Linked DNA regions of Homo sapiens: region 1 is linked to region 2. The links are chromatin loops, found by intact Hi-C in ENCODE. Cell type or tissue: IMR-90. All regions are shown on one strand. Links, peaks and the distances in the headings refer to the core of each region. The heading gives the core; the rest is flanking DNA. Region 1 has its middle 27 kb from the start of EEF1E1-BLOC1S5. Region 2 overlaps LOC105374910 (a long non-coding RNA gene).

Region 1 (15,868 bases), core at 5,229-13,228, 49 kb before region 2:
GACATTTTCTATTTCCATGTTCTCATAGTGCTGTAGTTTAGATATTTCTCTCCTCTGAATCTCACGTTGAAATTCGACCCCCAGGGTTGAAGGTGGGGCCTCAACAGCGGTGACTGGGTCATGGGGCAGATCCCTCATGAATAGATGAATGCCCTTCCTTGGAGGTGAGTGAGTTCTCACTCTGTCAGGTACTGAGAGAGCTGGTTGTTAAAAAAAGGCTGGCACCTCCCTCTTTCTCTCTCGCTCATTCTCTCGCCATGTGCCTGCTGCCCACACTGGCTTTCCTTCACCTTCTGCCACCAGTGGAACAGCTTGAGCCCCTCACCAGAGGCAAATGCTGGCATCATGCTTCTTGTATCCCTTGCAGAATCGTGAGCCAAATAAAACATTTTTTTTTGAGAGTATCTGTCGCCCAGGCTGGAGTGCAGTGGTGCAGTCTCAACACACTGCAGCCTCCGCCTCCCGGGTTCAAGCGATTCTCCTGCCTCAGCCTCACAAGTAGCTGGGATTGCAGGCGTACGCTACCATGCCCAGCTAATTTTGTGTGTGTGTGTGTATTTTTAGTAGAGACGGGGTTTCACCATGTTGGCCAGGCTGGTCTCAAATTCCTGGCCTCAAGTGATCCACCCACCTTGGCCTCCCAAAGTGCTGGGATTACAGGCGTGAGCCAATGTGCCTGGCCGAAACATTTTTCTTTATAAATGACCTACTCTCAGGTATTCCTTTACAGCAGCACAAAATGGACTAAGACACACAGGCAACAGTGTTATTATATTTTTTGCTACTAAATAACAAGGATCCCCTTTCCTTCCTCTAGCTTCTGGTAACATTTTCTTAACTTTTTTATGAGCCCTCTATTACAACCTTTTAGAGGCCATATTCAATTCTACTAATGGTCTCTTCATGGTCCTTAGGACTTCTACCGACCACTGGAACATTAAGCCACTAGTATATATTCTAGGATCTTACTAGAACAGCAGCCCACTTCCAGGTAACAAAATCTGTTGATTTTTCTTTTGAGACGGAGTTTTGCTCTTGTCCAGGCTGGAGTGCTGTGGTGCAATCTCAGCTCGCTGCAACCTGCACCTCTGGGTTCAAGCGTTTCTCCTGCCTCAGCCTCCCAAGTAGCTGGGATTACAGGCACCTGCAACCAAGCCCCGCTAATTTTTGTATTTTTGGTAGAGACAGAGTTTCACCATGTTGGCCAGGCTGGTCTGGAACTCCTGACCTTAGGTGATCCACCTGCCTCAGCCTCCCAAAGTGCTGGGATTACAAGTGTTAGTCAGTGTGCCCGGCCCAAAATCTGTTTTTCACTTATCTATGTAGTCCGTAGCACAGCACCTGGTAGACAGTGGATTGTTGATGTGGAATTATATTTTTCAGTTCTTTATTTTTGTCTTTTTTCACGTTTTAAATGATGGGCCTAGGTAGTTATGGTTATTTTCATTTTTTTCTTATTAGATGGGGTCCAGTGGGGAATCTTAAAGCTTTCTGCATGAAAACAGAGTAGTAGTTTCTACAACAGATCAATGACATTTTGAAAAATTTTTCTTTTAAAATTACTTGAGCACACAATTTGAGACACTGTAATTTGTTTTTACTCCACAGGGACATTGACAGGGGCCAGGTAATAGTTTATAAAACAAACACAAAGACCAAAGTCATTTGAAATTCAGACTGATTTTCTATCTTTTTTTGGGGGAGATAAGGGGAGGTTGTTGAAAAAGATAAACCTTTCATTCATTTTTATTTAGGGCCATTCTTGCCAGCAAGGGAAATTTAATCCATTCCAACCACCAAATCATTGACCGTACATTTATTCATTAAAGTAATCAATCAGTAGGAACAGGGTTTTCTTTCTTTTAATATATTAAATGGTAAAAATGATGGGCTCATAAAAGTGTCTAGGAATTTTCATTTCTTATCTTAGGTCAGCTGTCTGCAACAGTGTAATCCCAACTGTGGGACTTTGACATAGCTTGCCTGCTTTTTCAGTTGTTTTATGAGCACACGTGCCATTTGTCCATATATGTAGCTTCCCATATGCCGCCGTGCAAGAAGAGAGTGCTGGCAGCAGTAATTCCGACTAAGGGCACAAGAGAGAACAGAAGCATCAGAATTGGCACATATCTGGAGACAAACACTGGCACCCTGGTCAGTAGTTGATGCATTCCTCCACCTGTCCCTGCAACTGCTCAGTCCTGGTGTCTATGACTGACAAGCCCTGTGGTCTGTCCTCTGTCATGGACACTGGCAGGAACACATCCACTCATAGCCTTTGAATTCAAAAGCAGATACTAAATGAATGTGATCACACAACTATTAGTTTTCTGTCATCATAAATAATTTATGAGGAAGGTCTTTGTTATTTTTTAAGATGGTTGATATTTTAAAGAAAATAGCACATTTGGCCAGGCGCGGTGGCTGATGCCTGTAATCCCAGCACTTTGGGAGGCTGAGGCAGGTGGATTGCCTGAGATCGGGAGTTCAAGACCAGCCTGACCAACTTGCAGAAACCCTGTCTCTCCTGAAAATACAAAATTAGCCGGGCATGGTGGTGGGTACCTGTAATCCCAGCTACTAAGGAGGCTGAGGCAGGAGAATCACTTGAACCCAGGAGCTCACTTGCGGTGAGCTGAGATTGCGCCACTGCACTCCAGCCTGGGCAACAAGAGTGAAATTCCATCTTTTAAAAAAATGGCACATTTAAACAGTTTTTTTTTGCTGCGCAACTTGCACACAGAAAAGTGTGTCAATTGTAAACATACAGATCAACATTTCACAAATAGAACACACCTGCGTAACCAGCACCCAGATCAAAAAGCGCCCTCTCATGCACCCCTTTCTAATCCTTCCAGTTACTGATCTGAAAAGTAACCACCACCTTGACTTCAAATACCATAGATTGGTTTTACCTGTTGCTAAAACTTTATATAAACAAAGTCATATGGTAAGTAGCCTTTTTAAAGCATTTATTTTTGAAGCTTTGTTCAGGCATGATGTTGTACAATACATTCCATATATTTAGAGGATACAATTTGATGAGTTTTGACATATGAATACACCCATGAAACCATCACCACAATCAAGATAATGAACATATCCATCACTCCCAAAGTTTCCTTATCTACCCTCTCCCTGCCCCTCCTCTACTCTCCCCAGGCCACCACTGATCTGCTTCTGTCACCATAAATCAGTTTGCATTTTCTAGAATTTGATGGAAGTGGAATCATAAGGAATGTACTCTTTTTTTGGTCTTTCACTCCCTATAATTATTTTGAGATGTACCCATGCTATTTTGTGTATCAGTAGTTTTTTTTTTTTTTTATCGCTCTTTAGCATTCTGTTGTTTGGACACATCACAATTTCTTTATCCACTCCTCTGTTAGTAAGTACTTTTTTGCATGTGGCTTCCTTTGCTTAACATTATGCTTGTGAGATTCGTTCTTAGTAGGACATTTATGGAAGAAAAGGGAAAGTTACTGAGTAACATACCAAGGGATAAAACTCTGCACCAGAGAAGATGAATCAATCTACATTTGTGAGGTCATGGTCAACCTTAAGTCATTCACATATTAGTTCAAATCATTTATTGAGCATCTACTTTGTACAAGATATGTGAGAGAGTGAGCATATAGTGAAAGGGTAGATTGTATTACTGTTCCTACTTGTTTTCTGCCTTCCCTTGTAAGAAGATGATATATCCCTGTCTCCAGCCATGTGGCTTGCAGTGCATCCCTAACTGAGGGTTATACTTTTCTGCCCTACTTATGTCAGGGGTGGGTATTTGACTTACTGTGGCTGAGGAAATGTGAGAAGAAGCTTGAAGAGCTGTTGGGTGGTTTGGCCTTAACCCTTTTTTCTCTGCCACAAGATCATTATGCCCCCACATGGGGGTTGAGGTGGGGGTTCTTCAACCTGTATTTGAAAGAAGGCACACAGATCAGAACCACTGCTGACCTGTGGCTGATACAGATAGTGAGCAGGAAATCTTTGTTGTAGGCAGTAGTTACAAAGAAGAGCTTGGTCACTCCACACATGAGAAAATAAATTCTTAAATTATTCAATAATTAGTTGTGTTTTGATGGTAATACAACATGCCAATGCGCTTAAATTTTTTATTTTATTTTATTTATTTATATTTTTTGAGACAGAGTCTTGCTTTGATGGCCAGGCTGGAGTGCGGTGGTGCAATCTTGGCTCACTGCAACCTCTACCTCCTGGGCTCAAGCCATCCTCACACTTCACCCCCTTCCTGAGTAGCTGGGATCATAAGCACATGCCACCATGGCTGGATAATTTTTGTATCTTTTTCCAGAGACAGTGTCTCGCTATGTTGCCCAAGCTGGTCTCAAACTCCTGGCTTAAGCGATCTCCCACCTAAGCCTCCCAAAGTGCTGGGAGTACAGGTGTGAGCCACTGCACCTGACAGCCCTTTAAATTTTTAAGACTTTTTCAGTTTTAATCATCCCCTCCATTCTTCCTTTACCAATATATTTTCTTTACCTTTAAAAGCAAGTTTACCTTTAATTAAGAAATAAATAATTTCCTGCATGCCTCATTTATCTCATTTAATACTTGATTGCCTACAAGTGACCAAAAACATATGAAAAATGTTTAACACCAGTAATCATCAGAGAGATTCAAATCAAGACTACCAGGAGATACTATCTCACACCAGTCAGAATGGCTATTATTAAAAAGTCAGAAAATACCAGATGCTGGTGAGGTTACAGAGAAAAGGGAATGCTTATACACTCCTTGTGGGAATATAAATTAGTTCAGCCTTTGTGGGAAGCAGTATGGAGAATTCTTTCTAAAGCTAGAATTACCATTCAACCCAGCAATCCCATTACTGGGTATATACCCAAAGGTAAATATATGTACCCCAAAAGAGACCTGCACGTGTGTGTTTATCATAGTGCTATTCACAATAGCAAAGACATAGAATCAATCCAGGTGTCCATCAATGGTGGACTGGAGAAAGGAAATGTGGTACATAGACAGTATGGAATACTACATAGCCATAAACAAGAATGAAATCATGTCCTTTGCGGCAACATGGATGTAGCTGGAGGCCATTATCCTAGGTGAACCAATGCAGAAACAGAAAACCATATACCACATGTTCTTACTTATAAGTAGGAGCTAAACATTTGGTATACACAAACACATAGATGAGAACAATAAACACTGGAGATTCCAAAAAGGGGAAGGGGGAGGGCAAGGATTGAAAAACTACCTATAGGGAACTATGCTCACTACCTGGATGATGAGATCAGTCATACCCCAAACCTCAGCATCCCGAAATATACTCGTGTTACGAACATGCACATGTCCCCCCGGATCTAAAAAACCAAGAACTTAGTCATCTGGTTTCTTCCTCAGGATACTAGGAGGTTTTAGGGCATGCATGGTGGTGTATGCCTGTAATTCCAGCTACTTGGGAGGCAGAGGCGAGAGGATCACTAGAGCCCAGGAGTTCAAGGCCAGCCTGGGCAACAGAGGGAGATCCCATCTTTTAAAAAATATACTAGGAGGTTTTAGACTGTTTCTTGGGATCTAATGAATCCAATGATCCCAACAATTTTCCCCAATCCCCTCTCTACCCTTCTCAGGGTATGAGCATGATACTCTCCATTTTTCTTTCCCCTACCTGTCAACCTCCTGTTCCTGCATTCATCTACTTGAATCACAGACTCTCCCATAATGTTAGGACAGTGGGCCTGGTGCAGTAGCTCACACCTGTAATCCCAGCACTTTGGGAGGCTGATGTGGAAGGATCCCTTGAGACCGGGAGTTCAAGATCAGCTTGGGCAACATAGAAAACCCCGTCTCTACAAAAAATACAAAAATTAGCTGGGTGTGGTGATGCACACCTATAGTCCCAGCTGCTTGAAAGGCTGAGGTGGGAGGATCACCTGAGCCTGGGTTGTCAAGGCTGCAGTGAACTAAGATCACGCCACTGCACTACAGCTTGGGTGACAAAATGAGACTCTGTCTCCAAAAAAAAAAAAAAAAAGCAAAACACAGGGTTAAGATACTATCAGCACCTTGTCAAAATTCCTACCAAAAGGCCTTCCTCTGTTAAGCCAGTGAAGGAGGAGGTCTGGACTAAGATCAACTCAACTATATTTTCTTATGACCACACTACTGAATGGTTAATTTTCTTGTATTATTAGTTTACACAGGGCCTAGGCTAACTGGCATAGCTGTGCACCTCTCTAAAAGGAGTCTTTTATGTCTTAACATTGTCTGAGAATCCACCTCATCTACACTGTGCTGCAGTCTCTATCTTATATTGTACAATTAAAATTTACTCATGAACTATGGAAGTCATGCTCTTTATTTGGGCTCATGATCATACTTGTTGTCTCTGGAAGGTTTAAAAATTCCCATTTCTGAAAGCTTAGTTCCAAACTTGCACTGACTACCAACTACTAATATTACCTGTTTGAAGGAATCATTATAAAATACTCTTTGAGAATGTAGCTTATGTGTAGGTGTTGGAAAAATACATTTACCTGGTGATTCTTGGCTATAGTTGGCTTCAGGTGTGGTTGGATGTGCAGTGATTTTGTGTACTTGAGGCCCTCTATCTTTTTTTTTTTTCTTTTTTTTGAGATGGAATCTCACTCTGTCACCCAGGCTGGAGTCAGTGGCACGATCTCGGCCCACTGCAACCTCCGCCTCTAGGGTTCAAGCGATTCTCCTGCCTCAGCCTCCTGAGTAACTGGGACTACAGGTGCCCGCCACCATGCCTGGCTAATTTTTTTGTATTTTTAGTAGAGACGGGGTTTCACTATATTGGCCAGGCTGGTCTGGAACTCCTGACCTCGTGGTCTGCCCACCTCAGCCTCCCAAAGTGCTGGGATTATAGGCATGAGCCACTGCGCCTGGCCCGAGGCCCTCTATCTTTGTTCTACCCTTAGCTGGGACCCAAGAGCAGCATGGCAGATGGGGAAAAGCCTGGTATCAAAGCCCAGGCTCCCTGTGGCATTCCCTTCCCTACCACATACTAGGAGTGTAGCCTGGATGAAGCTACTTCACATCTCTGTGTTCCAGCGTTTCAACTGTAAAATGGACTATTTCTAAAATAGTACTACACACCTGTAAAGTTAGTCATGAGGGCTAAAGGAGTTAATGTAAGTAGAGCACTTAGAACAGAGCCTGGCACCTAAGAAAGCGCTGTAGAAATGTTAGCATTATTAGTGGGCTGGATCAACCCACTCTGTCCCTCCATGGGGTGAGCATCCTGTTGGGATCTGCTGGGGCATTCCTGTCTGCAAATGGAATTGTGAGGTGGTTCAGTGAAGCTGCAGTTTCATTTAATTCCTGAAAAGGACTGGCACCAGGCCACTTTGAGCAGTGAAGTTGGTCTTCAGTAGTATTTGGTTCTTCCCATCAGTTTTTGAGTCTTATTCTTCTCTTTGTCCCAGTTGGCCAATGTCTTGCTGATCCAGATCCTGACAACAATGACAATGGGATGGGTCCACGCCTATCAGAACCAACACATACATAGTTCCAGTTTCTCATTATACTTTTTTTTTTTTTTTTTTTGAGGCAGAGTCTTCCTGTGTCGCCCAGGCTGGAGTGCAATGGTGCAATCTTGGCTCACTGCAACCTCTGCCTCCCAGGTTCAAGCAATTCTCTTGCCTCAGCCTCCCGAGTAGCTTGGACTACAGGCGCGTGCCACCACACCCGGCTAATTTTTTGTATTTTTAGTAGAGATGGGGTTTCACCGTGTTAGCCAGGATGTTTCATTTTACTTTAAATGTATCCAACCAAAGATCCATCCATCCACCCACCCACCCACTCACCCATCCATCCATCTATCGGTCCATCCGACAAACATTTATGGAGCAACTCCTACCTGCTAGGCAAATTCGAGGCATTGGGAAATGCTAGGAAATGGCATCATTTCTGTCTTCAAGAAGCTTGACATTGATATTGGGTTAATCCACAGGAAATGACACGAAATGCCGAGAAGTCTGGCATTTTGATAGGCTGCTAAGAGAGATATTTATGTCTTTTTCAGGGGCTATTTCAAAACCTTTACATGGTAACACGAAAAGCACCCTCTACTTATTTAAAGACATGATTTCTTATACAGGTATTTAAAAAGAGCATGAAGCTGGGACATTCTAAGAGCCAAGAAGTTAGGAAGGCAGTGAAAGGGGAGTAGGTATCGTGGATAAAAGTTAGAAGTTTAGGTAAAAATTGTGTGTCATAAGCTCTGCAGCTGGGACTTACCTGTCCTGCCCAAAACGAGCCAATAGTTGTGCACCAAGGCTCCTCAGCACAGCATGAGGACGAGGTGATGATCAGATCCTTCTTTCTGGCTGCAGGACCCAGGGTGCTATTGCTGCAGCTGGCGAGGATGATCACAGCACTGTCCAGACATCTCCAATGAGTAAGGCACCTGTCCGATGGTGCTGCAATGCTCATTCTATTTCCAGCAAGTTATTAGAAAAATGTGCGTAATCATTGTGTAAAATGCCAGCAGAGTTACCTTTGTGTGGTTTTTCTCACTTGAGATCTCAAAGTCAAGTCAAAATTCTTGAGGGGCTGTCCTTGTCCTTGGTAGCTGGATTCCCATCTCATTCAGTCCAATGTCTCCCACTACTTTCCAATGTGCAGCTTGGTTCTGTCAAGCTGCTCTCATTCTTCCTCACTAAAAATGACCGAATTCCCTTGGCCAGGTGTGGTAGCTCACACCTGTAATCCCAGCACTTTGGGAGGCCGAGGCGGGTGGATCATGAGATCATGAGATCAGGAGTTGGCGACCAGCCTGACCAACATGATGAAACCCTGCCTCTACTAAAAATACAAAAATTAGCCTGCAATCCCAGCTACTCAGGAGGCTGAGGCAGGAGAATTGCTTGAACCCAGGAGGTGGAGGTGAGCCAAGATCATGCCACTGCACTCCAGTTTGGGCAACAGAGTGAGACTCTGTCTCAAAAAAACAAAACAAAACAAAACAAAACAACCTCATTTCCACCTCGAGGCTTTCACTCCCCCTTCTCCCCCTTGATTAGTTACTTCTTTTTCCTTTCTCCCATACTTTTCTGGCTCCACTTAAAACTTCTTCAGTGAAGCATTCCAGAATTGCTTCACATCCTTTAATAACCTCTATTTCCCCCTGTGAATTTCCAGGCTACTGTGCACATAATTTGGATTACACAATTTAGTCTTTGATTACATATTGCATTGCAACGCTGGCTAGTTATTTTATGTGCTGGTGTGGTTAACTGATCGAGTAGGAAGCTTCCTGCTCCTTTCCTGCACATGTCCCGGCACCCAGCACAGTGCTGAGGATATAGTAGGTATCCAACGTTTGTACCAGTACATCTAGTATATACATTATTGCAGGTATGGATCCCAGCTTTTCAAAGTCTGAAGCTTATACAATTTGAAGAAGCCTTTTCCTGAAAGGAAAAGAAAAAGACTACAAGATGACGAATAAAAAATCAGGAGCCAAAATGAATATTTCGTGAATACATCGCCAAGGCCGCATTTTGGGGAAGAAGTCTTCACAGGAGAGAGACTCTGGAGCTCCAGCAGCTCTGAAATGGACAAATCTAGAGGTGTTTTTGGTCTTCACAATCCGTCTTCTCCATCTGTCACATACAAACTGAACATCAGGCCTCATTCTCTCTCCCAATGGCGAACCTTCCCTACCTTGGTAAACTGGCAAGGACCTCCCCTGATTTAGTCTGCGCCAGCTCATAGGACTGGGTGTGTAATTGCTAGGGAGGAAAATGGTGGTTGACAATTAAGCATCAACAGTGTCATTGATCTTTTGGGGAAGAGAAGAGGAGCTTGTAACAGCCAAAGTATCTACACATTTTTGTATTGTGTATTTATTCTATAAATGTATTTATGCCTTATATGGCATATGTCATTTAAACTGGAACAGGCAGAGTGTCAAGAGGCCAGGGCTGTATATTTATCATCTGAGCACGGTGCAGGGGGCTGAGCCATTTCCTCTCCATCTAAGCTGTTTTTTGGAATCTGACCAGCTGGTGTCACTATGGGACCGTGAATACAGGCATCTTCAGAGCTCTAGGAGTAGAAGAATTTTGGATTGGCGTTGTGGCCCTGGGAAAGGTAACCTTCCTCCCACCCAGCACGAGCCTCCGCCCGACCTCCTCTCTCCCTGTGCCTGCATAGTTTATAAAATTGAGAACTAGCGGACGGATTTAATTTTGATGGAGAATTACCTGTAGGCAAGAGGGCAATCAAACCCATACTGTTAAGGGGCGGGGGGACAAAGGTAATGAATCTGTTCTGTACGTTTAGCAAATGGAGAGTGTCAGGCTAATAATCCGTCAGCTCCTTTTTCCTATGCAATAAGCTTCCGTTACATCTTGTTAGGTACTACGAACTCAGCACTATCTATAAGGGGCTGATTAACCAAGCAGTGCCTTTTCCAAGCTTCTCATTTCCTGTGTCCTTTCTGCCACCTGCCCTTCATCTATTTGGACCATCAAGGAGTCCCAGGTGAAAAGGGGATTTCAAATCAGTCTCTCAGTCACCAAGTTTTAGCAAATTATGGAGGTTTGGTATGGGAGAAGCTCGAGAATAAAAGCTGAGAAGTGCTTTGGAATTCACTGCAGGTAGAAGGCATCTCTGCCTGCGTTTCCTGTCACTACTGCGAATCATGTACAGTCTTTCATGGACCACGGGGGATCAGATAAAGCTCTCCGAGTTTAAATTTCGTTAAAAGAAGAGTCCTGCTGACCCAGGGTCGTTAACTGGCTATCCCCAGTTTGCCAAGGCTGCCATAATGAAGTACCACAGACCGAGCGGTGTCAACAGCAGACATTTATTTCCTGACAGTTCTGGAGGCTGGAAGTCCAAGAGGAAGGTGCAGGCAGGGCTGGGTTCTGGTGAGGCCTCTGTCCTTGTCTTGTAGATGGCACCTTCTCACTCTGTCCTCATGTGGTCTTACCTTTGTGTGCTCCCATCCCTGCTACCCCTTCCATGTCCACATTTCCTCTTCTTACAAAGACACAAGTTAGCTTCGATTAGGGCTCACCCCACTGGCCTCATTTAACCTAATCACCTCTTTAAAGGCTCTGTCTTCAAATACATCTCATTCTGAGGTACTAGGGGTTAGGGCTTCAACATAAGAATTTGGGGGAAACATAATTTAACCTCTACCCCTGTCCCCATCCCTTCACTGGTCTGGATTGAAGTTGACCAGCTTGAGATGCTGATTATCTGACTGAAATGTGTCTCCTTGGCTTTTATTTTATTTTATTATTATTTTTTGAGACAGGGTCTGGCTCTGTCACCCAGGCTGGAGTGCAGTGATGCGATCTCGGCTCACTGCAGCCTCTACCTCCTGGATTCAAGTGATTCTCGTGCCTCAGCCTCCTGAGTAGCTGGGACCACAAGTGTGCACCACCACGCCTGGCTAACTTTTTGTAATTTTTGTAGAGATGAGGTTTTGCCATGTTGCCCAGGCTGGTTTCAAACTCCTAGGCTCAACCAATTCACCTGCCTCAGCCTCCCAAAATGCTGGCATTCCCTTCAGCTTTTACGTGCCATTCTGAGTAGCATGGTTCATACTTGCCAACAGCCCATGATCCTCCTCTTCAGAACCATGAGAACATAAAGAATTTCTTCTTGATGCCCAGAGACCCTTCCTGAAGACCACAGAACCTGGGAGGACAGAGGGACCTGTTCAGGTGACAGGACCTAGGGCCTTGCCCAGGGTTCCTAAAGAGTTTTTGATTGATCCCAGGGTTCCCTAGCTTGGTCTTCTTTCTTTTGTCTTCAGGCTTTTGCTGGAGTGCACTGGTGCGATCTCAGCTCCCGCAACCTCTGCCTCCTGGGTTCAAGCAATTCTCATGCCTCAGCCTCCCGAGTAGCTGAGATTACAAATATGTGCCACCACACCCGACTAATTTTTGTATTTTTAGTAGACATGGAGTTTCATCATGTTAGCCAGGCTGGTCTTGACCTCCTGGCCTCAAAAGATCTGCCCACCTCAGCCTCCCAATGTGCTGGGATTACAGGTGCGAGCCACCGCGACCAGTCTTCAGGCTTTAGATATGCATTTTAAAGAAATTTTTCTGCCAAGATGTTGTAAAGTTAACGTATTGAAAATAAAGTTGATGCAAAAATAATTGAATTCACAATGTATTTTTGCTATGCAGTACAGAAAGCTTTCACCTTTTACCACATAAAAATAAAGCAATACAAATTAAAATAATGTGCAGATATATGCTCTTATCAAATTAGCAAGTAATAATGTTCATGCTAGAAAATTTAGAAAGTATAAATAAACAAAAGGAAGAAAAATCAATTATATATAGCTCTTAATATAGGGTTATTTATCTCTACTTCTTTTTAGGTATAAACATATTTTACAAAAAAAAAGAGAGAAAGATTATACTATATACTGCTTTTTTTTTTTTTTTTTTTTTTTGCTGGATGGAGTCTTGCTTTGTCGCCCAAGCTGGAGAGCAGTAGTGCCAACCTCCGCCTCCCATGTTCAAGTGATTCTCTCACCTCAGCTGCCCGAGTAGCTGGGATTACAAGCATGCACCACCACATCCAGCTAATTTTTGTATTTTTAGTGGAGATGGGGTTTCGCCATGTTGGCCAGGTTGGTCTTGAACTCCTGACCTCAGGTGATCCACCCGCCTTGGCCTCTCAAAGTGCTGGGATTATAGGTGTGAGCCACTGTGCCTGTCCACCGCTTTTTAACAAAGAGAAAAAAATTAACTAAACCACCCCCCAACCAAATTAGCAACTTAATGGAATTAATGAATCCAGTTGTGTATACAATAAATGTTGCTTGCCTACCATACCAGCACTGTTCTAGGGCTGGAGACATGGGGGTGAACAAAATAGACAAAGTCTCTTGCACTCACATTCTAGTGGAGAGACATAAACAACAAGTAGCAAATCAATATGTGCAGCATATCATGGATTCCAAATGCATACACATTTTTAGAGCATCTCTGATACTGGGATGCATCTTAGGGTCACTGTTGGTCTGTAATGGTCACTGCCTGAAAAGTGTGACATCGAAAACTTCAGGATAGGTGTCAAGAGCATGGAAGACAATCCCAGAGACAATATGGCCCACCCTTTTAGTGTCTATGAACAAATGGTTCTGGGGTGGAAGTCGGGGCAGCAATGAATTAGCAGAATGTAGCAACCTCCTGGAAGCGGCAGTTAAGTCGTGCTGCACTGCATTGTGCATAGCTGGCCAGGAGGCCAGCACCGGTGGCTTTATGGTCTCTTATGAATTTATTTTAAGAAATGCTGCAAAACCAATGATCTTAAGCTACCTAAGATGACATTGTTTGGCAAAATGTAAACATAAGACAGCTGTAAGTCAAAAAATGAGTCACATGAGTGGGATTCTGTGAGAAAGTTTTAAGAATATCTTTTTTTTTTTTTTTTTTTTTTTTAGGTGACGGAGTTTCGTTCTTGTCACCCAGGCTGGAGTCAGTGTCGCGATCTCCACCCACTGCAACCTCCACCTCCCAGGTTCAAGCAATTCTCCTGCCTCAGCCTCCCGAGTAGCTGGGATTATAGGCATGCACCACCACGCCTGGCTAATTTTTGTATTTTTAGTAGAGATGGGTTTTCACCATGTTGGCCAGGCTGGTCTCGAACTCCTGACCTCTGGTGATCCACCCGCTTTGGCCTCCCAAAGTGCTGGGATTAGACGCGTGAGCCACTGCACCCGGCCTGTTTTAGGAATATCTTAACTGATCTATTTCATGTCTTCAAAATGCATGCACAGAGGTGATACATGATAAAATCTATCCCCAGTCAGGTCTAGAAAAGCTCTTTTAATGAGCATAAAGTGATTGTCTATGCAGTAAGAAAGCATGGTGTCCTTGTTGAGTTAGTAGTGGTTTTTCTCTTAGTGGTATATAAAACGTGGCAGCGTGTCACAACCCACAGTGTCTTAGATTTTCTGAAATATGGTGGTCCATTAGGCAGTGATAAGTGGCTCAGATAAATTTAAGGTAAACTTGGAAGCAACCAGCTGGACAAATTGATTTGCATGGTGGGATGTGGAACTCAGCTGGTTCACTGCAGAACCAGGAGCAGCTGTGTTTTCATCCTGGCTCTCCTGTGAAGTTCCTGGGTGATTCTGGGGAAATCCTTTAATTTCTCCCAGTCTTAGCTTCCTCATCGGCCAAATGATGCAATCCTGCTTATTTGGTAGGGGGTGAAATTGATGGTCAGGTGATTTATGGGTAACAAAGGTTACCTAAGATCATCCTGAGGGTCTGTGCTTGGTGCTGGGAGTATAGCACTGAAGAAGGCAGAGATGGTACCACTCCTTCAGGGGATAACATTTGATGACATACCGATCCAGTTTCTCTCGTATCCAGGGGACATTTTCTGGTTCTTTCTGCTTTCTCTGCCCAACTAATAAAAAGTAGTGTGCAATGTGTCAGGAAGTGTGTGAGCATTTTTCATCACTCATTTAAGCCATGTTTGAAAGAAATAAGTGGACACAATTAAATTGATTTTTAAGACCTGAGAATTGTTTGATTCATTTAACATTTGTATTGGGCCTTGGCAAAACTGTAAAACAAAAAGAAGTTGACCTTCAGAAGGCCAAATATCATTTTGGATAAATTTCCTCTTAGTGTTGTGGATATAACCTTTTAAGGAACTAGTGCCTCTAATTCCTTCACCCCGTCCTTTTCCTACTCTCCCTCCATCTACATATTTGTGTTTTCTTTTTCTTTTTCTTTTCTTTTCTTTTTTTTTTTTGAGATAGAGTCTTGTTCTGTTGCCTGGGTTGGAGTGCAATGATGCCATCTTGGCTCACTGCAACCTCTGCCTCCCATGTTCAAGCGATTCTGTTGCCTCAGCTTCCCGAGTAGCTGGGATTACAGGTGCCCACCACACCCAGCTAATTTTCATGTTTTTTAGCAGAGATGGGGTTTTACCATGTCGGCCAAGCAGGTCTCAAATTCCTGACCTCAAGTGATCTGCCTGCCTCAGCCTCCCAAAGTGCTGGCATTACAAGCACGAGCCACTGTGTCAGGCCCATTTGTGTTTTCAAATTTTGCTTTTGGGAGCTAGCTTATACTAAGTGGTAAATGACTAATAAAAGTCTTGAAGTGCAACCCTTCTGAAATGTTTGCATTTTAACTGGGATCAGTGCTTTGAGGTAAAAAATATATATATTCTAAACATGGATTTCAGGTCATAATCCTTAAATAAATAACTTGATTTCCATCCACCTCCCCCATCATCCTTCTCCCCTCCTGAGGGCTGTGTAGGAATACTTAAACCATCACAGTTATGATTGCTTACTTTGCTTTCAATTAAGGTTGCTTCTATTTAGGAGGAAGTTTTGTTGTTTTTGTTGTTGTTCTATTTGTTTCTTATTACGGTTAATTATCAAATATCTCTGAAACTCAAACACATTTTTAAGGAAAACCTCTTCCTTAACTCTTAACAGCAAAGGCCCTATGTCTAACCCCAGAGAGTTATATTTTACATTTAATTTATTTGAGTGCCTCTTATCTATGTGTTGGAATATGCCCTTGCATTTTTTTTAAAAAGTAAGAATAATACAAATGTAAAATAACATACTTTATTGATATTCCTAATTCTCATGTCTGATTCATTTTATTTAAGGAAAAAAATTGTGATTCCTTGATTTAACCATAAGAGTGGCCTTTTTTTGAGTTTAAAAGAATTTCTCTCTCTCTTTGCTATTAACACCGTCTGACAGAATTTTAGCCAACAAGCAGCGCCTGTCATCTTGAACAGTGACGGATGTTTGTTATAGCCCAGGCTTGACTAATATTATCTGTGCAACTATGTTTTTATCATCAAGTCAGCCTAATTTGATGTGAGTTTTGGGAAA
Region 2 (15,868 bases), core at 2,750-10,749:
CGAGACCAGCCTGACCAACAGGTGAAACCCCATCTCTACTAAAAATTCAAAAATTAGCCGGGTGTGGTGGCGTGCGCGTGTAATCCCAGCTACTCAGGAGGCTGAGGCAGGAGAATCACTTGAATCTGGGAGGCGGAGTTTGCAGTGAGCAGAGATCATGCCATTGTACCCCAGCCTGGGCAACAAGAGCAAAACTCCATCTCAAAAGTAAAAGAAGAATGAAAAGTATAGTATCGTAAATACATAAACCAGCAACATAGTTGTTTATTATCACTATCGAGTATTCTGGGCTGAACATCACTGCATGAGCTAGACTTTCATATGGCTAGCAGCACGGCAGGGTTGTTGACACCATCTTTGCCACAAACACTGGAGTCATGCCCTGTGCTTTGATGTTACCATGGTTATGACGTCACGAGGCAATAGGAATTTTTCAGCTCCATTATTTTACAGGACCTCAGTCATATATGTGGTCTGTGGTTGACCAAAACATTGTGACATGGTGGCTGAGCGCAGTGGCTCACTCCTGTAATCCCAGCACTTTGGGAGGCTGAGGCGGGTGGATCACTTGAGGTCGGGAGTTCGAGATCAGCCTGGCCAACCTGCTGAAACCCCATCTCTACCAAAAATACAAAAAAAATTAGCCGGGCATTGTGGAACACGCCTGTAATCCCAGCTACTCAGGAGGCTGAGGCAGGAGAATCCCTTGAACCTAGGAGGAGGAGGTTGCAGTGAGCTGAGATCGCACCACTGCACTCCAGCATGGGTGACAAGAGTGAGACTCCATCTCAAAAAACCAAAAACCGAAAACAAAAAACATTGCCACATGGTGCATGACTCTACCACATAAACTGAGTAAACATGGATGTCCTGTATAGGAGATGGAACTCTGCTGTAAGTGACGTGAACTCTACAGATCACTTAGAGAGGTCATGTCCTCATCTCAGCTGGAGAGCATCTGCTGTGGAGAGGACCTGGCTGCTTCCAGACCTCTCTGCCTGACCCCTGACTCTTGATGACCTGTGTCCTCAGAATGACCAGGAAGGCTTGACACTGAGCAGAATCTCTAATTCACCTGAGATTGATTTGACAATCTCATCCTTTGTGTCACTTCAATTTGCAGATCGTTCCATTATTGGCAGCTACTTTTCTTAACTTTTTCCAAGTTGCATTTGATAAATTTTTTCATTCATTCATTCATTCTCTCATTCACTCTCTCAACATATATTTATTGTATGCCTACTTCATGCCAGATACTCTTCTAAGTGTGGGGGATATAGCAGTGAACAAAAAAGACAAAAATCCCTGCCTTCATGGAGCTTACCTTCCAGTGGGGAATGATAGGCAACAAATACCAGTAGGAAAGTCAATGATGTTAGAAGGTAGAAGTCATGAGTATCACCGGAGAATAAAAAGCAGGATAAGAGAGATGAGGAATGCAGTGGGAGGTGTAACGATTCCAAATGAAGTGGCTAGGGTCAGCTTTCATGAGAAAGTGACATTTGATCAAGTGCCAGAAGAAGGGGAGCCATGTGAATGCTGGGGGAGACCTTTGTGGACAGAGGGAGTGGCTGGGGAGGTGGGAGACTGTGTGGTCAGTTTGAAGCACAGACGTGTCCTGTGTGGCTGGACAGAGGACGGCAGAGGCCCGGAGGGGTGAGCTGGTGTTCGCTCACAGATCATTGAAGGCTTTAGGGGTCATTGGGAAGGCTTGAGTTTTCCTCTGAGTAACATGAGGAGATCTGGGAAGATTTTGAGCAAAGGCGTGACATGTCTTGACTTGCGTTTTTAAAGGATTGCTTTGACTACTATTCATTTTTAACCAGAATTCACCTGAAAAACCTGTGGGAGTGAAAGGTGGTGGGCAGGGCCCTGGAGGGAGCGGCAACACTTTAGAGGCAGGTTTATGCAAAACTTGCTCAGAGAATGGGGTGCAAGAAGTCTTCATGGAAGACATATAAATTTGTCCTGAGCATCATTTTAAATAAAACTTTGTTAATTTTGAAATATAGCACACTTAAAGAAGAAGGTGCGTAAATCATAAATACGCTGCTTAATGAAATATAATAAAGCAAATACTCCAGCCTTAGAGGCGCCCGTGTGCCCCTTTCTAATCACAGCTCCCAGCCTACTCCCCAAAGGCAACCAGTTTCCAGACTCTCATGGTGGTCACTTCCTTGCTTACTTTATCTTTTACCATCTATGTGTGGATACTGATGCTCTGTATTTTTGCCTACTTTGTTGGGTGTCTGGCTTCTTTCTCTCAAGTTTATGTGAGTGACTCATCCAGGTTGTTGTTTGAGGCTGTGGTTTGTTTTCATTGCTATACATTTCATTGTGTGACTCTCCTTCAATTTTTTTCACCTGTTCTACTGTTGACAGATATTTGGATTGTCCCCTGCTATGAATATCCTTGTACAAATCTGATGTCCACATGCAGCCATGTCTGTTAAACCTATAACCCAGGACTAGAGCTGCAGGGTTGTAAAGTATATAGATATATTCATCTTTAGCAGATTACATTAGTTTTTTTGTTTGTTTGCTTGCTTGTTTTTTTGAGACAGAATCTTGCTCTGTCTCCTAGGCTGGAAGGCAGTAGCGCAATCATGGCTCACTGTAGCTTCAACCTCCTGGGCTCAAGTGATCTCACTTCAGCCTCCCAAGCAGCCGAGTAGCTGAGACTACATGTGTGGGCCACCAGGCCTGATTTTTTTTTTTTTTAGAGACAGGTTCTTGCTTTGTTGCCCAGGCTAGTTTCAAACTCCTCACCTCAAGGAATCTTCCCACTGTGGCCTCCCAAAGTGTTGGGATTGCAGGTGTGAGCCACTGCGTCAGGTCAGATTCTTATTATTAGTAGTAGACTATCTCTTCCAGAATGATTGTATCAATGTACACTCTTTCCAGATGTGTGTCGGAATTATCCTTGATATATATTCTTGTCTATACTTGACATGTTACTCTTTTTAATTTTAGCGATTCTGCAGGGTATATAGTGACACCTCAAAAAGTGGTTTTAATTTGCATTTCCTGTGTTACAAAGGAGTTACACACCTTTTCACATATTTATTGTCCATTCGCATAGCCTCTTTTGTGAAGTCTTTGGTAAGTCTACTGCTTATTTTCTATTGGCGAATCTTTTTCTTGTTGATTTGTAGGGCTTAAAAAAATTCAGGATATGAACAGGTCATGAATGACAAGTAGCCTGTCTCACTCTCTGGCTTAGCTTTTCATTCTCTTATTGATGTCTTTTGAAGACCAAATATTCTTAATTTTAATGTGGCCATATATTTATCAATCTTTTCCTTTATGGTTTGTGCCTTTATGTTTTATTTTAAAAAATCTTTCTCTTCTTTCTATATTATCTTATAAAGTCGTTCTATTTTGCCTTTCACATTTAATCTAGAATACAACTGGATTGATTTTTATGTATGATATGAGGCAGAAATGCTCCCTTCCACTCTCCCTTCCTCCTCCCTCCCTTCATTCCTTCTTTCCTCCCTTTCTTCGTTTTTCTCCTTCTTTTCTTTCCTCCCCCCCTTCCTTCTTTTCTTTCTTTTTGAATTCTTTCCTCCCTGCTCTTCAGTGTCATCTCTACCATAAATCAAGTGCCTATAGATACATGGGTGATTGTCCTTCAGATTTCATTCTAAACTAGCTCATTTGCCTTTTCCTTTGAAAGAAAAGTCTAAACACCAGAAGTCTGACAGTGGTTCTCAAATTTGGCAGAGGTTTGGAATGATGAAGATACAGAAGCCTGGGTCCCACCTCCAGGGATTCTATCTGGTTGGGCTGGGACGTGGTCTGGTCATCAGGATCTTTAAACCTCTCTGATGGGCAACTATGGCTGAGGCTCAGGGGAAAGGAAGACAGGGAGAGCACACTGTTATCATTATGGTTGCCCCATAAAAGGCAGGATTCCTGGTGAAGGCTGAATTCCAGATCATTAACAAATAACTTTTTAGTATGAATGTGTCCCAAACAGGGCATGAGACATACTTATGCTAAATAATTACACGGTGTACCTGACATTTGTATTTAACTGAGTGTTCTTTCTCTCTCTCTATAAAACTATTTTTTATATATATATTATATATATAAAAATAGTTATATGTGTGTATATATATAATATACATATATATTTATACATATATTTTTCGAGACAGAGTCTCACTCTGTTGCCCAGGCTGGAGTGTGCAATGGCGCAATCTCGGCTCACTGCAACCTCCACTTCCTGGGTTCAAGTGATTCTCCTGCCTCAGCCTCCTGAGTAGGTGGGATTACAGGTGTGCGCCATAATGCCTGGCTAATTTTTTTTTGTATTTTTAGTAGAGACAGGGTTTTGCTAGTTGGCCAGGCTGGTCTCCAATTCCTGACCTCAAGTGTCTGCCTGCCTGCTGGCATGAGCCACCATGCCTGGCCTGTGTTCTATATTTTTATTTGCTGCATCTGGCAATACTTGTTATCAAAAAATGATTCCTTACACTCTGACCTTGTTGGAACCACGGTCTTCAAATACCGTTCATCTTCCCCACTCCATCATGGTGCTGTGCAGGGCTGCTCTTGTTGGGTTGATTTCTCTTTATGTCTCCAGCTGCCTGAGTAGCTCCTGACTATTCCATGAAACAAAATACTCATAACTGGACTACCTGGTGGCATTACAAAAAAATGTCACTTGCCTTAATGGGGTTTCAGACTTAAGAAGGCAAATTTAAGAATAAACAATTGGGGCAACATTCTTTGGAGAATGAACAATGAAAAGACTGACAGAAAATGAAAAACTGTCACAGAAAAATGAAAGACTGACAGAGCAAAGATTCACAAAGTCAATGATTTATACATGGTACAATTAAAACCAACAGAGGGAATCATGAGCACCTTCCTTCTCATTTTTCTGGACTAGACTAAGTGAAGTAGTTTAATTAGTTGGGTGACTCATAGATAGGACGGTGTCACAGATGGTCAGTTTGTAGAAACAGACAACAGAACCTCCCCCTTCCTTCCCATGTCTGTAGATGTATGCATGCCTAAGTCTCTACCATCACTGGAGAGTCTGTCCTTCACTGCTCAGCCTGGCAGGTGTTGCTCTTGAGTCCCTTGGAAGGTTCTAGAAGGAAAAGACCTCTCACTCCCCAACTTGGACTGTCGCTGTTGTGTGATCATGAGGCTTAGAATCCCTCACAGCAGTAGTTTTGCTGCTGGCTTGTCATAGTATCAAGAAATTATTCCACTCCCACGTTTTTTGGGGATTCCTGACTCTTGCTAAGCGCTGAAATGCCCACTTATTCTCAACTTTGAGAGATTATGTTGTCTTGAAGGCAGAAAAGGGTACATGTATGAATAAATGGTTGAGGCTGAGTTCATTATACTGGTGGCGCTTTTTTCAGAACATTGTCCCTTTCTTATAGCATCCTATTTGATTTTAACAGTAACCCTGCCTGCTGGGTAAGTAGGGCAGGCATTACTTCCCTTCCTTTACAGATGAGAAAATAAACTCAGTACAGTTAAATAATTGCATAAAGTGATACAGCTAGTAAATGACAGGTAGAGAACACAGGTCCTTTGGCTCCTAATGTCTTGCTTTTTCTAGTATTAGTACTCCCTGACAGAGCACTACCTAAATTTGCGTGATCCTAACCACCACTTGAAGATCTTGTTCAAAATGTGTGGATTCCTAAATCCTTTCCCTGACTATTCTAATGCAGTGAGGTTAGGGTGGAACTCAAGAGTCTGTAATTGAAAGACTGACCTCAGCAAATTAGCAGAGACTATTGTATTTGAAAATTATCATTGGAATTCCTTTTATTTCTTTTTGAGACAGGATCTCACTGGGTCACCCAGGCTGGAGTGCAGTGGTGCAACCTCGGCTCACTGCAGCCTCAACCTCCCTGGCTCAAGTGATCTTCCCATCTCAGCCTCCTGAGTAGCTGGGACCACAGGTGTGCACCACCACACCAGGCTAATTTTTAAAAAATTTTTTGTAGAGACAAGGTCTCACTATGTTGCCCAGGCTGGTCTTCAACTCCTGAGCTCAAGTGATCCACCTGCCTCGGCCTCCCAAAATGCTGGGATTACAGATATGGGCCACCATGCCTGGATTCATTAGAATTCTTCATTAAAGTTCTGGGGATCCCAGCCACTTTGGGAAGCAGCACAAATAAATTTAAGTGGAAATATTTGCTACATCTTTTGCAAAAATTGTTGTTATTTATAGTTAGCTTCTCAAAATTAAGTTGCCAGGTGGAAACATAAAAGTGAGTAAATTATTGTCCATTTGTTTGGACAATAATTGTTTTGGACTTGTTTGACACCAAAGCATGTCTACTTTTGGTGTCAGTGGGGACTAGTTGAAGAAGAGGTCTCTCTCTTTTAGGTTTTGGTCAATTTAATCCATTTATCTAATGAATGTTTACTGAAAATCTATAATATACCAGGTACTGTGCTGAACACTGGAGTTAAAGAGTTGGATGAGACACAGTCCTTAGAGAGAGACTCATAGTTTACTAAGTAGACTAACACGCAAATCTATAGATTATAATACATGTGATTGACGGATTAATAGGGATGTGGATTCCATGTTCTGGGAGCACAGAAGAGGGAAGATTCTGCTCTACTGGGGTCAAGACAAACTCCACGAGACGAGGCAGGGTCTTGCCTTGAGTTTTCTTGGATGTTGATGAGCCTCCAGCCTTCACTCTGTATTGTATTGACAACTTCAGGACCACTCATCCCTTTCCTGCAGGGCCAACTCAGAAGACAAATATCATTCAAAACTGAAGTTAAATGGCTGGTGCCTCCCAGCCTGCTGGGTTTCCCACATCCATCGCTTCCTAGGGAATACCTGAAAATGAGGTCAGCACGAACCAGGTGGGCTCTGAGCTTGGGTCCAGCCAGCCCCTTTCGTAGTTTGGAGGAGAAAGGCGGTTATTATGCTAGAAGCCCACAGAGCCCACAGTGCACCTCTTCTGTGTTTCAAGAAGGCTGTTTTTGTATTTGCAGCCTGGTTTCAGGTGTGTGGATGTCAGAGAGATTGATGCCATCTTCAGTGACCTGTGATCACACATCCTTACAGCCCTCCATCTTTCTGCCTTGCTTAGCAAATTCCACGGACGATAACTCCAAATAGAGCCTTTGGAAAAGGGCACCAAGGACAAACCTGGCCTGTTTAGAATCTAACTTCGAGTCACTCTTCTCAGTTCTTTACTCCCCTCAATTAAATTGGTTATTTGTAGAGTTTCCCTGTCTTATTTAATACAGTTTTAATTTCTTTTCTCTCTATCATTACTCTTTCTACCCTCTCTTCCTCCTACTCCCCCTCTTTCAACCAAATTGCCTAAACCATTTTTCACCCTTTGCTTTGATGGCAACCAGTATAAATAAAACCAGAGCAGCAGCAAGTACCCCAGGAGAGGGGCGAGGGGTCACCGAAGCTGCCCTTGGAGGGCTTGGCTGGGCTTTCTGAAGTCAGATGGGCAGCTTGTTTCATGCCCCAAATTCCTTTCTGTTATCCTCCCTGCAGGCAATGTTTTTGTTTTTACTGTGGTTCAGCTCCCTGGAATGCAGAGCTCTTTTTAAAAGCTGACTGAGTGGAGAGGCTTGTGTCTGGGTAGCCTTTCTCTTGACCTGGAGAGAGAACTTGGGGGTGGGGAAGGAAGGGGTGGATAGAGTCCAGAGGAAGAAGTGGCTTTCTAAGACAGCAGCACTGAGTGTGTTTTATCTCTGAGATTGGTGACTCTGTTTCATCCATGAAGATGGGTTTGCTTGTTAATGTAACTTCCTGTTTTGGAGGTGTCACTCAAAAATATTAAAGCTTTTAGCATTTGAGCTCTGGAGGAAAAATGATTTTTGTGTGCCTGGGTGCCTGAAACAATCCAGGTCTACTGAATTCTGATTTTGAATGCCTGAATAAAGATGAGAAAATCAAAGCAGACAAAGAAATAAACATGTCTTGACTGCTTTTCCTGTGCCAGGACTTTTACCTACACGTCTAATTTAATTGTACAGTAGCAGCCCTCTGAGTTGCTGTTAGCGTTCTCATGTTACCGATGCCAAAGCTTGGGTCCAGGAAGCTTAGGAAGCGAGCACAGAGCTGGCGAGGGGCACAGGCGGGACTCTTCATCCGACTGTCCACTCGCCGAAGAGATAGCATTTGTGTCTTACCAACTTCAGGGAGGTGTACACATTTTGCTCTGTTACTAGCAAATGCTACATACTAGACTCTCACTACAACATTATTAGGTGTGCCTGAACAGAAATGGCACCTGCAAATAGAGCTTTATGTAGAAAACTGAAGGGCATGATAAAGGTTGGATGTGCTAAGCGCCTCTTAAAATCTTCCTGCTTCCCTCCCTCCCTTCCTTCCTTCTTCCCTGTCTCCCTCCCTCCCTCCTTTACTTTCCTCTCTTTTCTCTTTTTTCCTTCTTTCCTTTTCCTCCTTTCTTCCTTCCCTCATGTCTCCTTTCTCCCTCCCCCCTCTTTCCCTCCCTCCCCTCCCCTCTTTCCCTTCCCTTCCCTTCCCTTCTTTTCCCTTCCCTTCTCTTCCCTCCAGTTTCACTTGCTATAGAGATATGACGTACACACAGTTCAAAGACTGAGCATACATCATATCAAGGACACAGTTCCTGTCCTTGAGGAGTATCTGTCCATCTAGGGGGAGGCCATATAAGCAAATTGCTCTGATGTCCCATGGCAAGTTCTGTTGCAGAGGTTTACATTCAGTTCTGCAAACAGAGATGAGGGAGCAAGTAATTTTGCTTGGGGAAGTTAGGGGAAGATAAAGAGAGGAAGTGCCATTTCATCTGGGCCTTGAATATTGGGGAAACATTTACTGGGGGCTAGGGAAAAGGCATGTTATAGGAGATGAAAATGCACTTTAATTCAGGGGCACAAATAGGACCAGGATGGTTGGATTTCAAGTACAGTGTGAGGGCTGAGGCTGGGAAGGCAGCCCTCGGGTTAAGTCTTCTCCTCTGGAAGGGCTTGGGAAGATATTTTGGGAAGAAATAGAGTTTGACATGAGTCCTGGGGTCTGGGTAAAATTTTGAATTATCACAGGAGTCCAAATGTCCCTGGGGAGTGGGGCTGTAAAGTCTACACTTTCATTCTCTTCTCTGACCCATGGACATTTTGCACAGGGCAGTGTAACAAGTCACTCGCCTCACAGAGCCCTCTGGGAAAATCCCGCAGAAATTCGGAAGTCATCTCTTCCTACTTGCAGTGGATACCAGACTCTTTCTCAAAAAGCTGAGCCCATTCATGTAATAGAATTGCCCTTGAAGAAATACCGGAAGTTATTGGGAAAGAATTTTTATTTTTGTCGTGTGGAAATAAATGAAGAAAAATCAAATGAGAATAAGCAAAGGCTGTTTACTTACTCAGAACGTGCTATGAGCAAGTCAGCTGCCATCACTTGTCTTTTGGCAGAAACTCAGAGGCAGGCAGAGGAGTGGGGAAGCTTCATAGTGGGGGAAAGGGAAGGCTCGGAGAGTGTGCTGATTGGAGGCTGCTGGTGCGGGAAGCTGGAGGGGGCTCACTGGAAGTGAGGTGTCCCATGGGATTTGGTAGAGTGCAACTTGGCTTTCTCTGCTTGGTCCTCAGAAATAGGGACAGAAATTAGAAAAACTGTCAGTTTTTAATTAAGTCCTGGCCCTTTTGGAGCAAATGTTACAACGGTTTTTGTTTTGCTTCCTGGATGGTTACTAGAGATAGCGTCTGACTTCCTAAAAGTCTGTGTCATAGACATCAGGCTGGCTTCCTGGGCTGGCTCCTGCAGATGATGGGTTGGTTTCCTGGGCTGGTTGCATAGATTGTGGGTCACTTTTTAAAAAATGTATGTCTGCTTATTTGTATATTCACCCTCTGTCTATTTGTATTTTCAGTCTCTCAGTCCATATACCTATGTGAAATAAGAGATCATCTCTGGATTTCAGGTGGGCACTATGATTGGAGTGTGTCTGGTAATCACATAAGGAGCTGCACACAGAGCTGAAGAGTGCAGGCCAAGTTGTGTGGGTGTTCACAAGGGTGCCAGGCTGTTGGGGCCGGCGTGGGGCTGAACTCGAGCCTGCTGCTCATAGGGGCAGCATGCCTGGAGGAAGCAACTTTGTTAGGACAGCTCTGGAAATGTCCTACATGAATGGTTTGGCTTCTCTATTCCTTTTGACAGACAGTAGCTTGGACTCCATCCCAATAAAATGTTTGACCTCTCTCAGATGGAAAACAGAAGCTGGAAGCTTATCGTTGCTACTGGAAATAAAGACCAGAGAAGAAAAGACACTTTTTTTTGATGAGACCTTATAACAGATGTGCTGCTTAGGCAGAGCAACATATGACTTTAATAGAAAAGGAACTTTCCTCTTCTCCACCCACCCTCAGTTTTGGAAGGTTTGATTGAAAAGGGGAAACTCTCTTTTTTTTTTTTCCTTTAACTAGTATCAGGTGTCTTACTGAGGTGGTTGGGTAAAATAGTCAAAATATTTTTACAACAGCTGTAAACGGTTTTACAATACACTTACTGTTTATGAGGAAGGCTGACGTGTTGGGGAGTTTTCATGGTTGTGATGGGCGCAGAGCAAGCAACCAGCATTTCTTAGGGGGTTTTGCTAAAAGGCGTTAATCCTGGTCACAAAGCCAAGTATAAAATTTTAGTGGCTTCTGAAACTGTCGCCTTTTTTTATGTCCCCTGTCTGAAGCTCTCTGGGAACCAATTGAGTCTGACACAGCTAAACATGTTTGCTTCTGTGAACTGTGTTTATGAGGCCATGTTCACTTAGAGGCAGAGGGAAGATGGGAAAAGAAAGTGGAAATATTGCTTTTAAGTAATGAGTGAAGTAAAACAATATTACTAGTGTTTTGTGTAACTTTCTAATTTAAATTGAAGGGGTTTTTCCCCAAGTCAAATGGCATCTTTTTACATAGAAAAATTTAACAATTGAAAAATTGAAAAAAAGTAAATGAAGATAAGGATCTGCTTTTTAAAAAGGCAAGGATAAAGATATAATGAAATAGCATATATCAACTTCTTTTGCAGGGTCAGGGAGTAAATTTACATTATTAGCGTCATCTTTAATAGTCTATTGAAAATAACATAGTTTAATGATCTTAATAATATAAATTCTTGGGAATTAACAATTTTCTAGAAAATTGTAAAGAAGTTCTCATTAAATGGACACCCACAAGCAATACTGAGAGATGATTACAATTCAGCAGGAGTTCTTTAGAAAGCAACCGTGAAATATGGCTACAACAATTTTGTTCTTATCTATGTTAAGGATACTGTATAATCCTGAATGATGAAGGTACAAATGGTGCGTTGAAATGGAAAATTCAATTTCTTACTCTATGTTCAGGGGAAAAGTATTCCTGAGAGTTTACCTCCTAGCTTTTTTATGACACCAAACAACAGAGATTGTAAAGGGTCAAGGGAGAGGAAACAAATGAGAATGTTTAACTTGTCTGAAAGGCAAGTGACACTTATTATCTGTTCATTTTGCATTCTGAAGTTACTTTGTTTTTTAAAACAGGACATGAGTATTTCCACTGGATCTGAAATTAGAAGAGGGAAAATATTTTTCAAAAATCCATCAAATTGGTAGGCTATGTCAGAGAGTTGCTGTGCAGTCTTACAATGTGTATCTTCCTTTTCTCAGTTAAGGAGGATAATCCACTGTTCCCTTTATTGGTCTGTTATGAGGATCTATTGGAAGTGACTGCCTTGTCAGTTATTCGTTCAGTCAAACGAATGAATACCCATGTTCCGGGAACCAGGCATGTTGGTGGGGTACAATGTAACACATGCCCCACCCTCATGCAGCTCACACGTTGAGAATGTCTAGAAAAAAGCATAGGGCAGTCACGATTCAGTGCTGCCAATTCTACCACGGCAGGAATTTTACCCAAATACAGAAGGGCCATAATCACTCTCTTTAAAAAATTGCCTTGCCTTATTGTTTAATTTTTTAAATTATATAAATTTTTTTCTTCAACTTTTATTTTAAGCTCAGGGCTACATGTGCAGGATGTACAGGTTTGCTACATAGGTAAACATGTGCCATAGTGGTTTGCTGCACAGATCAACTGTTACCCAGATATAGATATATAGATATAGATATCATTAGATCTCTCATATATGTATGTGTGTATATATATATATAATTTTTTTTTTTTTTTGAGACTGAGTCTTGCTCTGTCACCTGTCGCCCAGGCTGGAGTGCAGTGGCGCGATCTCGGCTCACTGCAAGCTCTGCCTCCCGGGTTCACGCCATTCTCCTGCCTCAGCCTCCCGAGTAGCTGGGACTACAGGCGCCCGCCACCACGCCCAGCTAATTTTTTTTTTTTTTGTATTTTTAGTAGAGACGGGGTTTCACCGTGTTAGCCAGGATGGTCTCGATCTCCTGCCCTCTTGATCCGCCTGCCTCGGCCTCCCAAAGTGCTGGGATTACAGGCGTGAGCCACCACGCCCGGCCATGTTACCCAGGTATTAAGCCCAGCATATACTAGCTATTCTTCCTGGTGCTCTCCATTCTTCCCCTCAGCCCCCACCCACCGACAGGCCCCAACCAGTGTGCGTTGTTCCCCACAACGTGTCCATGTGTTCTCATCATTTAGCTCCCACTTATAAGTGAGAATATGTTGTGTTTGGTTTTCTGTTCTTGTGTTAGTTTGCTGAGGATAATGGCTTCGAGCTCCATCCACGTCCCCACAAAGGACATGATCTCATTCATTTTTATGGCTGTATCATATTCCATGGTGTATATGTGCCACATTTTCTTTATTCAGTCTATCATTGACGGGCATTTAGGTTGATTCCATGTCTTTGCTATTGTGAATAGTGCTGCGGTGAACATGCACATGCATGTATCTTTGTAATAGATGATTTATATTTCTTTGGGTATATACCCAATAATGGGATTGCTGGGTCAAATGATGTTTCTGCTCTAGGTCTCTGAGGAATCGCCACACTGTCTTTCACAATGGTTGAACTAATTTACATTCCCACCAACAATGTAAAAGCATTCCTTTTTCTCCACAACCTGCCAGCATCTGTTGTTTTTTGACTTTTTAGTAATTGCCATTCTGACGGGTGTGAGATGGTATCTCATTGTGGCTTTGATTTGCATTTCTCTAATTATCAGTGATGTTGAGCTTTTTTTCTTTCTTTTCTTTTTTTTTTTTTTGAGACGGAGTCTCGCTCTTTCGCCCAGGCTGGAGTGCGGTGGCGCAATCTCGGCTCACTGCAAGCTCCGCCTCCCGAGTTCACGCCGTTTTCCTGCCTCAGCCTGAGGAGTAGCTGGGACTACAGGCGCCCGCCACAGTGCCCAGCTAAGTTTTTGTATTTTTAGTAGAGACAGGGTTTCACCGTGTTAGCCAGGATAGTCTCGATCTCCTGACCTCGTGATCCGCCTGCCTCGGCCTCCCAAAGTGCTGGGATTACAGGCGTGAGCCACCGCGCCTGGCCTGAGCTTTTTTTCATATGTTTGTTGGCCACATGTATACCTCCTTTTGGGAAGTGTCTGTTCATGTCCTTTGCCCACTTTTTAATGGGGCTATTTGTTTTTTTTCTTGTAAATTTGCTTAAGTTCCTTGTAAACTCTGGATATTAGACCTTTGTCAGATGGCTAGATTGCAAGCATTTTCTCCCATTCTGTAGGTTGCCTGTTCACTCTGATGATAGTTTCTTTTGCTGTGCAGAAGCTCTTTAGCTTAATTAGGTCCTAATTGTCAATTTTTGCTTCTGTTGCAATTGCTTTTGGCATTTTTGTCATAAAATCGTTGCCTGTGCCTTTGTCCTGAATGGTATTGCCTAGATTTTTTTCTAGGGTTTTAATAGTTTTGGATTTTACACCTAAGTCTTTAATCTGTCTTGAGTTAATTTTTGTATAAGGTGTAAAAAAGGGGTTCAGTTTAAATTTTCTGCATATGGCTAGCCAGTTCTCCCAGCACCATTTATTAAATAGGGAATTCTTTCCCCATTGCTTGTTTTTGTCAGGTTTGTTGAAGATCAGATGGTTGCAGGTGTGTGGTCTTATTTCTGAGTTCTCTATTCTGTTCCATTGGTCTATGTGCCTGTTCTTGTACCAGTACAATGCTGTTTTCGTTACTGTAGCCTTGTGATACGGTTTGAAGTTGGGTAGAATGATGTGTCCAGCTTTGTTTTTTTTTTTGCTTAGGATTGCCTTGGCTACTCGGGCTCTTTTTGGTTCCGTATGAATAAAATTATATAAATTTCTTAAAATTTAAATTAAAACATTTAAGATAATGTAAATAGGATGATACCATATTTGTTAATGTTTTTTGATCTTATTTTTTCTTTTTTGTCCAACGTTCACATGCTTCTTTCTTATTCTTTTCTCCTGTGTAATCCTCCAACAGATGTTTACAGCCTAGAATATATCTTTATTTTTCTTTATGCTCAAATAATTGTATACACACATATATTTACATGTATTGCATAGAAATGCAAACGTAAGGGTTTTGATCATTGCATTATATAAAAGTAAAATTATACAGTCATAGGGCATAGTATAACTTGATCTGGTCTTAGGATTTAAATGAGGAAATTTATCCTCAGGCCATGTAACATGGAATAATCTTTGGTAATTTTTATTTCATTCATTCAAGCAGAATAAATAAAATAATGCTCCAGCTATCTTTAATCATTGCTAAAACTTGTAATGAAAAACGCAAGAGCCTCTTTTCTTCCTTGGTCTACATGCTGCCTCATAGCCAGCTGAAGTGATATATTGTTCAGAATTTGAATTTATTGATCATATTACGTTTTCCAGAAATTCGCTAAACAAGGGGCTCTAATACATGTGCAGACAGGTAGGGAATACCCCCAAATGTACCTGGGTTATATCCTACCCCTTAGACAAATGGTAATAGGGCCTTGCCCGCTCAGGTTTGGTGATGATCCGATTTAGCTGCATCTATCACTGGTTGTTGCTCTTCCTATTGCTCCTAGTGGTAACTCCAGGCTCTACTAGAGAGTGACTAGTTTATTCATGTGCTTCTTTAAGACCACTCTATTATATTTAAAAATAATCAAACTGATCCACACATACAGAAGCCTAATGAAGTCCTAACCTTGTCTTCCTTCTGCTCCCAAATGAAGAAGATGTGGGGAGAGAGAAAGTAGGCTTGAAGGGAAGTCCATCTCTGTCATTTCAGGACAGGCTTGGCCCTGTGCAGAGCTTTCTTAGAGCCCAGACTTTCAAGTAGTACCAACAGATTGGGGCTCCCAGTTCTTGGTGCCTGATGGTCAATCACAGAGCTGACCTAGCAAGGGGGATCTTGAGAGGGTCCACGGAAGATTGGTTTTATTCACAGGCTGTCCCCCTACCAACAGGTTTTCCTACCAGCAGGTCCCAGGCTGCCACCCCTCCCTGCAGTAAGGATTTTTGGAAGAATGCTAGTTGTCTGAGTATCTTGCCCTAACTGCCAACTTCAGTGAATTCTTTACAAATGGTTCTCAGAGAGCTACACAAGTTGTGTAGGAATTTGGTGTATGGGACAGAGGAGTGGGAAGGAGAATGGGACAGAAAGGGAGGAAAAGGTAGAGGAAGTGGGAAGAAAGGGAGGAGGAGAAGAAGGGACAGGATGAGGCTTGCCTAGAACCTCAGCTCCGTTAGGAGAGACAGACTGGATCCCATAGTGTGGGATGGTAACTCTCTTCAGTTAGTTTTAAAAATGACATGAGTAATGAGTGGGGAAGGAAAGAGCAGCCAATGGGATGGTTTAGAGGAAGCCATGAGACCCAAGGGAGGAAGTCTGGCAAATGAGGGTGAAGCAGAGTTATTAGATCCTTTGGGAGAAAAATCCTGGAAGACTTAGGCTGATCCTATTTTTGTAGGGATCACTCACACCATTATCT

What was found. Peaks named below come from ENCODE experiments on the same cell type or tissue, not always from the same donor. Only the 100,000 strongest peaks of a DNase experiment are listed, where the experiment ranks them.
Region 1: a loop joins it to region 2, with 2.0 times the contacts of the local background. A loop is called at or near these places in 2 of 110 quality-filtered maps.

Annotation. Positions count from the first base shown.
Region 1 is chr6:8,121,427-8,137,294 of GRCh38, forward strand. No RefSeq gene overlaps it. Among named protein-coding and RNA genes, the nearest start is that of EEF1E1-BLOC1S5, 27 kb to the left of the region's middle. RefSeq lists an enhancer at 9,916-9,965. In IMR-90, for the core only: a CTCF peak has its summit at 10,025 (motif pointing right); a DNase peak (open chromatin) is centred at 10,035.
Region 2 is chr6:8,172,945-8,188,812 of GRCh38, forward strand. The region is part of intron 2 of LOC105374910 (a long non-coding RNA gene); the gene reads left to right. Among named protein-coding and RNA genes, the nearest start is that of EEF1E1-BLOC1S5, 78 kb to the left of the region's middle. RefSeq lists an enhancer at 6,924-7,469. In IMR-90, for the core only: no CTCF peak of the experiment used is centred there; a DNase peak (open chromatin) is centred at 7,587; H3K27ac peaks cover 2,213 bases.